2 separate regions of the Homo sapiens genome follow, and region 1 is linked to region 2. The links are chromatin contacts, found by Hi-C or POLR2A ChIA-PET in ENCODE. All regions are on one chromosome and are shown on one strand. Each heading gives the region's core, a stretch centred on a gene start or an enhancer-like site at or near the end of the contact. The rest is flanking DNA. Distances are from core to core; before and after follow the strand shown.

Region 1 (2,748 bases), core at 184-2,683, 41 kb before region 2:
AGCTGGGCCATGTGGAATTCTGCTGCCCGCACCCTGCCCGTCCTCCTGTGGGGAGATGGCAGAGCTCAGTGCTGCAGCCCCCACCCAGTGAGGGCACCCTCTATGGGTTCCTCCTCATAGTCCATAGCCCTACCTGGTTAAGTTTTTGGGGGAGCCAAGACCCTCTCTGAAGAGCTGCCAAAGAACTTGCAGTCTCAGAAAAAAGCACCTATGATCAAATTTTGGCCTACAACTTCCCAGGGCTTCAGGTGCCATTGAAGCTCACATGTGCAGGTGTGAAGCCCCCAACTGAGAAACTGGTTAAACATGGTCAGTGTGCGACAGGGAGTGAGATCCTCAGAACACACAGTGGACACTGAAAGGCCCCAAAGCAGGACAGTCTCTATAGTGACTGGGCTGCCTCCCCTCCTCTCTCTTAACTACGTGGTGTGGTTAAAAACTGCCACAACCCACCCACTGGCCACAGCTGCTGTCCCTATCCCTTATCTGCAGCAGTCAGCTATCACAATATGGGCCCATCAGTTTATTCCCTGGCTATGGTCACTTTTGTTCGTTTGAGGCAGAGTCTCGCTCTGTTGCACAGGCTGGAGTGTAGCGGTGCCATCTCGGTTCACTGCAACCTTCACTTCCCGGGTTCATGCCAATTTCCGTGCTTCACTCTCCTGAGTAACTGGGATTACATGCTTGCGCCACCACGCCTGGCTAATTTTTGTATTATTAATAGAGAGGGTTTTCTCCATGTTGGTCAGGCTGGTCTCGAACTCCTGACCTCTGGTGATCTGCCCGCCTCAGCCTCCCAAAGTGCTGGGATTACAGGCGTGAGCCACTGTGCCCGGCCAACCTAGTTTTACTTAAGACTCTTTTAGGTTGAACTTCCAGAACTTACAACCAGAGTCTGGGGTAATGCAGTCCTCCAGACAGGCACTTGGAGCTCATGGTGCTGCTAGAACAAGCAAAGCTGGCCTGTGATGGAAAGGCTTGTAAGGCAGAACTGGCCACTCACTCTGTTCTGAGCCCTTGGGCACTTTCCCTCCAGAGGCAGAAAGCTTTCTTGAGCCGCCCGTGGCGGTGGTGGGCACAGGCCACTGTTTGCCACTCCTGCTCCTGGTGACGTGCTGCTGCCTGCTGGTGCCACATGAACCAAGACCTATACAGAAGCTGTCGCTCTGCGTGAAGGATGGCCTGAGGCAGGACAGGAAGGAGAGAACAGAATAAATCAAGTAGGAGAGAGGCACAGAAGCCAGGAAAGAATTTACAGGCCACAAATAATGACTAAGGCAAAAGGAATGGATGTCAGGACGTGGTCCAGCCCAGAAGCTGTCTGTAGGCTCCACTGAGAAAGGACAGATGCCCCAGAGCCTGCCCTGCCTCAACAGTCACAGGCAGGGGCCCTCCAGTGAGGTCCGAGCAACTTCCTGAGGAGGGGAGGCCGTGAGTGCAATGGCTTGAATCAGATCCTGCCCCTCCACACATCTCCTCAGGGACAGCCATTTACCATTCTCTCTGCCAGGCGGTTTTCTCGATGCTGAAACATCTTCTGCCTCCAGAGAGAAAATACTTGCTTCTCTAATGTCTCCCTAAAAAACAAGGAAGAATGTAAAGCACTTAAAACAAACATAAAAATTAACCCAAACAGAACTAGAAGTTCCAAATAATTGGATTTTTCCTTTTATACCATGCTATCGTATAAGAGGTGAATTAAGTGGCTGGGCACAGTGGCCCATGTCTGCAATCCTAATACTTTGGGAGGCCAAGGCAGGAGGATCGCTGGAGGCCAAGACCAGCCTGGGCAACATAGCAAAACTCCATCTCTACAAAAAAATTTTAAAATTGCTGGGTGTGATGGTGTGTGCCTGTAGTACCAACTACCTGGGAGGCTGAGGTGGGGGGATCGCCTGAGCCCAGGAGTTTGAGGCTGTGGTGAACTATGATCACGCCACTCCACTCCAGCCTGGGCAACAGAGTGAGACCCCGTCTCTGAAAAAAATAAAAGAGGTGAATAAGCTTAGATGAGGGAGAAAGCAACACAAAGAGAAAGGGAAGGAAAGCAGACAGCCAAAAAACCATAAACTGTTAAAAAGGCCAACATTTTCCAGGTTGTTTCTGGTATCAGCCAAGCCTTCACACCGTACGAAAAAGACTCAGACCCTGAGACCCCAGGTCTTCATTAATTCTATATTGACTTAACAGCACTGATAAAGGATTGTTCATGAGAGCCCTTTCCAGTGCATGCTGACCAACGCTTTGGGGACCTGTTGAAAAACAAGGGGCAGACCCCTAAGGCTGACTGAGCAAGTCTGAGGGGGGGTCCCAGGAAATAGTATTTTAAACAAGTATTTCAGGTGAATTAGAAAAGTAGAAAGGTTGGCCGGGCATAGTGGCTCACGCCTGTAATCCCAGCACTTTGGGAGGCCGAGGTGGGCGGATCATGAGGTCAGGAGATCGAGACCATCCTGCCTAACACGGTGAAACCCCATCTCTACTAAAAATATAAAAAATTAGCTGGGCCTGGTGGTGGGCGCCTGTAGTCCCAGCTACTTGGGAGGCTGAGGCAGGAGAATGACATGAACCCGGGAGGCGGAGCTTGCAGTGAGCCGAGATCGTGCCACTGCACTCCAGCCTGGGCCACAGAGGTTGCAAAAAAAAAAAAAAAAAAAAAAGTAAAGAAAAGTAAAAAGGTTTGGGAACCACTGTTTTGTCATCTCTGCCTAGGCCTACAGATCACCATTAACAACATCAAATCCTGCA
Region 2 (2,899 bases), core at 222-2,721:
TAATACCAGTACTTTGGGAGGCCGATGCAGGCCATCACAAGGTCAGGAGATCAAGACCATCCTGGCTAACATGGTGAAACCCCGTCTCTACTAAAGATACAAAAAATTAGCCGGGCGTGGTGGCGGGCACCTGCAGTCCCAGCTACTCAGGAGGCTGAGGCAGGATGATGGCGTGAACCCAGGAGGCAGAGCTTGCAGTGAGCCAAGACTGTGCCACTCCACTCCAGCCTGGGTGACAGAGCGAGACTCTGTCTCAAAAAATCAAAAAAAAATAAAAAAACCTGGCTCTAAGCTTCACTATACATGTGACCCTAGTTCAAGTTATTTAACCTTCCTGGTTCCCTTAACAATAATATGGGACTTTTAAAAAAGGTTTATGAAAATTAGATAATGCACGTAAAGCACTTAGTCTAGCACCTAACACAAGTAAGACCACAATAAAATCTACTTCTTTTTTTTTTTTTTTTTTGAGACAGGGCCCCAACTCAGTCACTCAGGCTGCAGTTGCTACTGCTATTGGTACTGTTATTATTATTGGCGAGAACTGTGTCTCTTATTTCCTTGCTATTGCCTCAGAAGACCTTACAAGTTCAGAGGTCAGCAAACTTTTTCTTAAAGGGTCAGAAAACAAATAGTTTAGTCTTTGTAGACCATAAGGTCTCTGTTACAACTACCCTACACTGCTCTTGTAATCTGAAAGCAGCCTCAGATGATATATAAATGAATGAGTGTAGCAGCATCCCAATAAAACTTTATTTACAAAAACAGAAAGCAGGCCAAATTTGGCCTGTGAGCCAGTTTGCTGATCACTGATCTAGATGACTATATATGCTATTTGCATGTGATCTGCACGTATTCACATGGACTATGCAATTTGTTGTTAGAATAAGAAGATACTATTCCTACATTTGGAAACAGGCACTAATTTTTTTTTTCCTCTTCTCTGTTCTATTTCCTATAACTTATTTGGCAGCTCTGTAAGTACCCAGCAGACACAAAAACATGACAAGAATTCAGAGAATATGTCAAAGGATAAGAAAGTTTTAGTACAGGCCTTAGCCATTTATGATTGACAAAAAAAGCTAGTGGCTTGCCTAAAAGAACACTCTAAGACAATCAAAACTATAAAGAAAAGGAAGACAGGTTTTCTTTTCAGTCTTAAGTTTCTTTTCTGCCCCAATTATTTTCTGATTTGCTGTAGGAAAACAGCAACGAGGAAATCAGAGTATACTGCTGTTTCTCTAAACATGTTTATAACTAATTCATAAATCCCTCTCCAGCTCCACAATTACCAGAAGCACTCTGGAAGCCACTGATCTAGGCTCATCTAGGACAAGCCTCTACTTTATTCCTAACAGCAGCCTCCCTCTGGAAGAGCCCAGCCTTCCAGATTACCTCTGTCCCCACCCCCTCTCAGGCCCTGAGCTGCAGGGAAGGCCCAGCACTGCCCTCTGTGGGTGAGAGGCTTGACAACACTGACAGAGGATGCCAAATCCCACGTCTGCTGGACTCACCTGCACCTGGAGGCTCAGGGCCCTGTGCTTCAAAGCAGAGGCATGGAGGGCACGGCTCACACGGACCTGTCCTAGTCGCTGCCTCCACGTGCTCCACCACACCCTGTGAAACAGCAAATCAAAGATGGAATCCATCAGTAAAAAGCCACTCAGGAAAGAGAGGAGCAGTTAGTGTGGGGCCTCAGACCCTCAGCTCTAGTCCTCTCCTTCATAGTACCATCTCTAGATTCACTGCTGGGGAAAAAAATAAAACAAAACAATTGAGAAAAAGTCCCAGATCTGCCCATTAATGGTTGGAAACTTATGGTTCCTACGGTCAGATCCTGCTTTAGACACCACAGACATGCTCTGTTTGACCTACACAGTTTGATTTGTTAAAAGATATGTTATGGCCTGGTACGGTGGCTTACACCTGTAATCACAGCACTTTGGGAGGCCGAGGAGAGTGGATTACCTGAGGTCAGGAGTTAAAAGACTAGCCTGGCCAACACAGTGAAACCCTGTCTCTATTAAAAATACAAAAATAGCCAGGTGGTAGTGGCATGCTCCTGTAATCCCAGCTACTCGGGAGGCTGAGGCAGGAGAATAGCTTGAACCCAGGAAGCAGAGGTTGCAGTGAGCTGAGATCACGCCACTGCACTCTAGCCTGGGTGACAGAGTGAGACTCCATCTCGGGAAAAAAAAAAAAAAGGCCAGGCGTGGTGGCTCACGCCTGTAATCCTAGCACTTTGGGAGGCTGAGGCAGGTGGATTACTTGAGGTCAGGAGTTCAAAACCAGCTTGGCCATCATGGTGAAACCCCGTCTCTACTAAAAATACAAAAAATTAGCTGGACATGGTGGTGTGTGCCTGTAATCCCTGCTACTTGGGAGGCTGAGGCAGGAGAATCTCTTGAACCCAGGAGGCAGAGGTGGCTGTGAGCCAAGATCGTGCCACTATACTCCAGCCTGGGTGACAGAGTGAGACTCCACCTCAAAAAAAAAAAAAAAAAAAGAGTATTACCAACATTTGAAAATCAGGAGATTTCACAAAATAATCTGCAATCAAGTGGCTTTTAGATTTCTAGTCTTGTATGTATCCTTTTCTTTCCTAGAATCCTGGTCAGACTTTTGTTTCAGTCTTGTTTTTTTTTTCCTACTAATTTTCGAATTTGCTCTAGGAAAAGAGTCATGGGGAAATAAGAGTTTACAACCTGTGCTTTACAGAAACACTCACTTTTCCTGGTCACTCTAACCTACAAAGATTTCTCTTAGACCAGGCTCACTTGCAGCACTCACTGCAAAACCTCAAGCTATCTCACATTATCACTTATCTTCTTATGCATCCAGGGAATCACAAATTCCCTGAATACAGCCCCAGCATCAATACAGTACCAATAACATTTTA

What was found. A loop is a pair of places that touch in the nucleus more often than their neighbours do. ChIA-PET counts read pairs that join two places held with the same protein, here RNA polymerase II (POLR2A). Pooled maps may share reads with other maps.
Region 1: a loop to region 2 is called in a map of PC-3, with 7 times the contacts of the local background. The contact joins two enhancer-like sites. A Hi-C loop is called at or near these places in 9 of 168 maps with a recorded cell type or tissue (Caco-2, HepG2, PC-3 and 5 more), 2 of 37 single-sample maps with no recorded cell type and 7 of 50 pooled maps. POLR2A ChIA-PET finds 5 or more read pairs at or near these places in 9 of 52 experiments (GM10248, HEK293, PC-3 and 6 more).

The regions. Positions count from the first base shown.
Region 1 is chr22:31,601,041-31,603,788 of GRCh38, reverse strand. SFI1 (SFI1 centrin binding protein) reads right to left here. Exons shown (of 33, transcript NM_001007467.3): 16 at 1,496-1,577; 17 at 1,004-1,182; 18 at 1-45. Among named protein-coding and RNA genes, the nearest start is that of MIR7109, 19 kb to the left of the region's middle. Within about 2 kb of position 1,433, at least 8 of the 41 ENCODE cell types and tissues checked have a DNase peak (open chromatin) inside an H3K27ac peak, as active enhancers do.
Region 2 is chr22:31,560,008-31,562,906 of GRCh38, reverse strand. It overlaps SFI1 (SFI1 centrin binding protein), which reads right to left. Exons shown (of 33, transcript NM_001007467.3): 8 at 1,515-1,617. Among named protein-coding and RNA genes, the nearest start is that of MIR7109, 60 kb to the left of the region's middle. Within about 2 kb of position 1,471, at least 2 of the 41 ENCODE cell types and tissues checked have a DNase peak (open chromatin) inside an H3K27ac peak, as active enhancers do.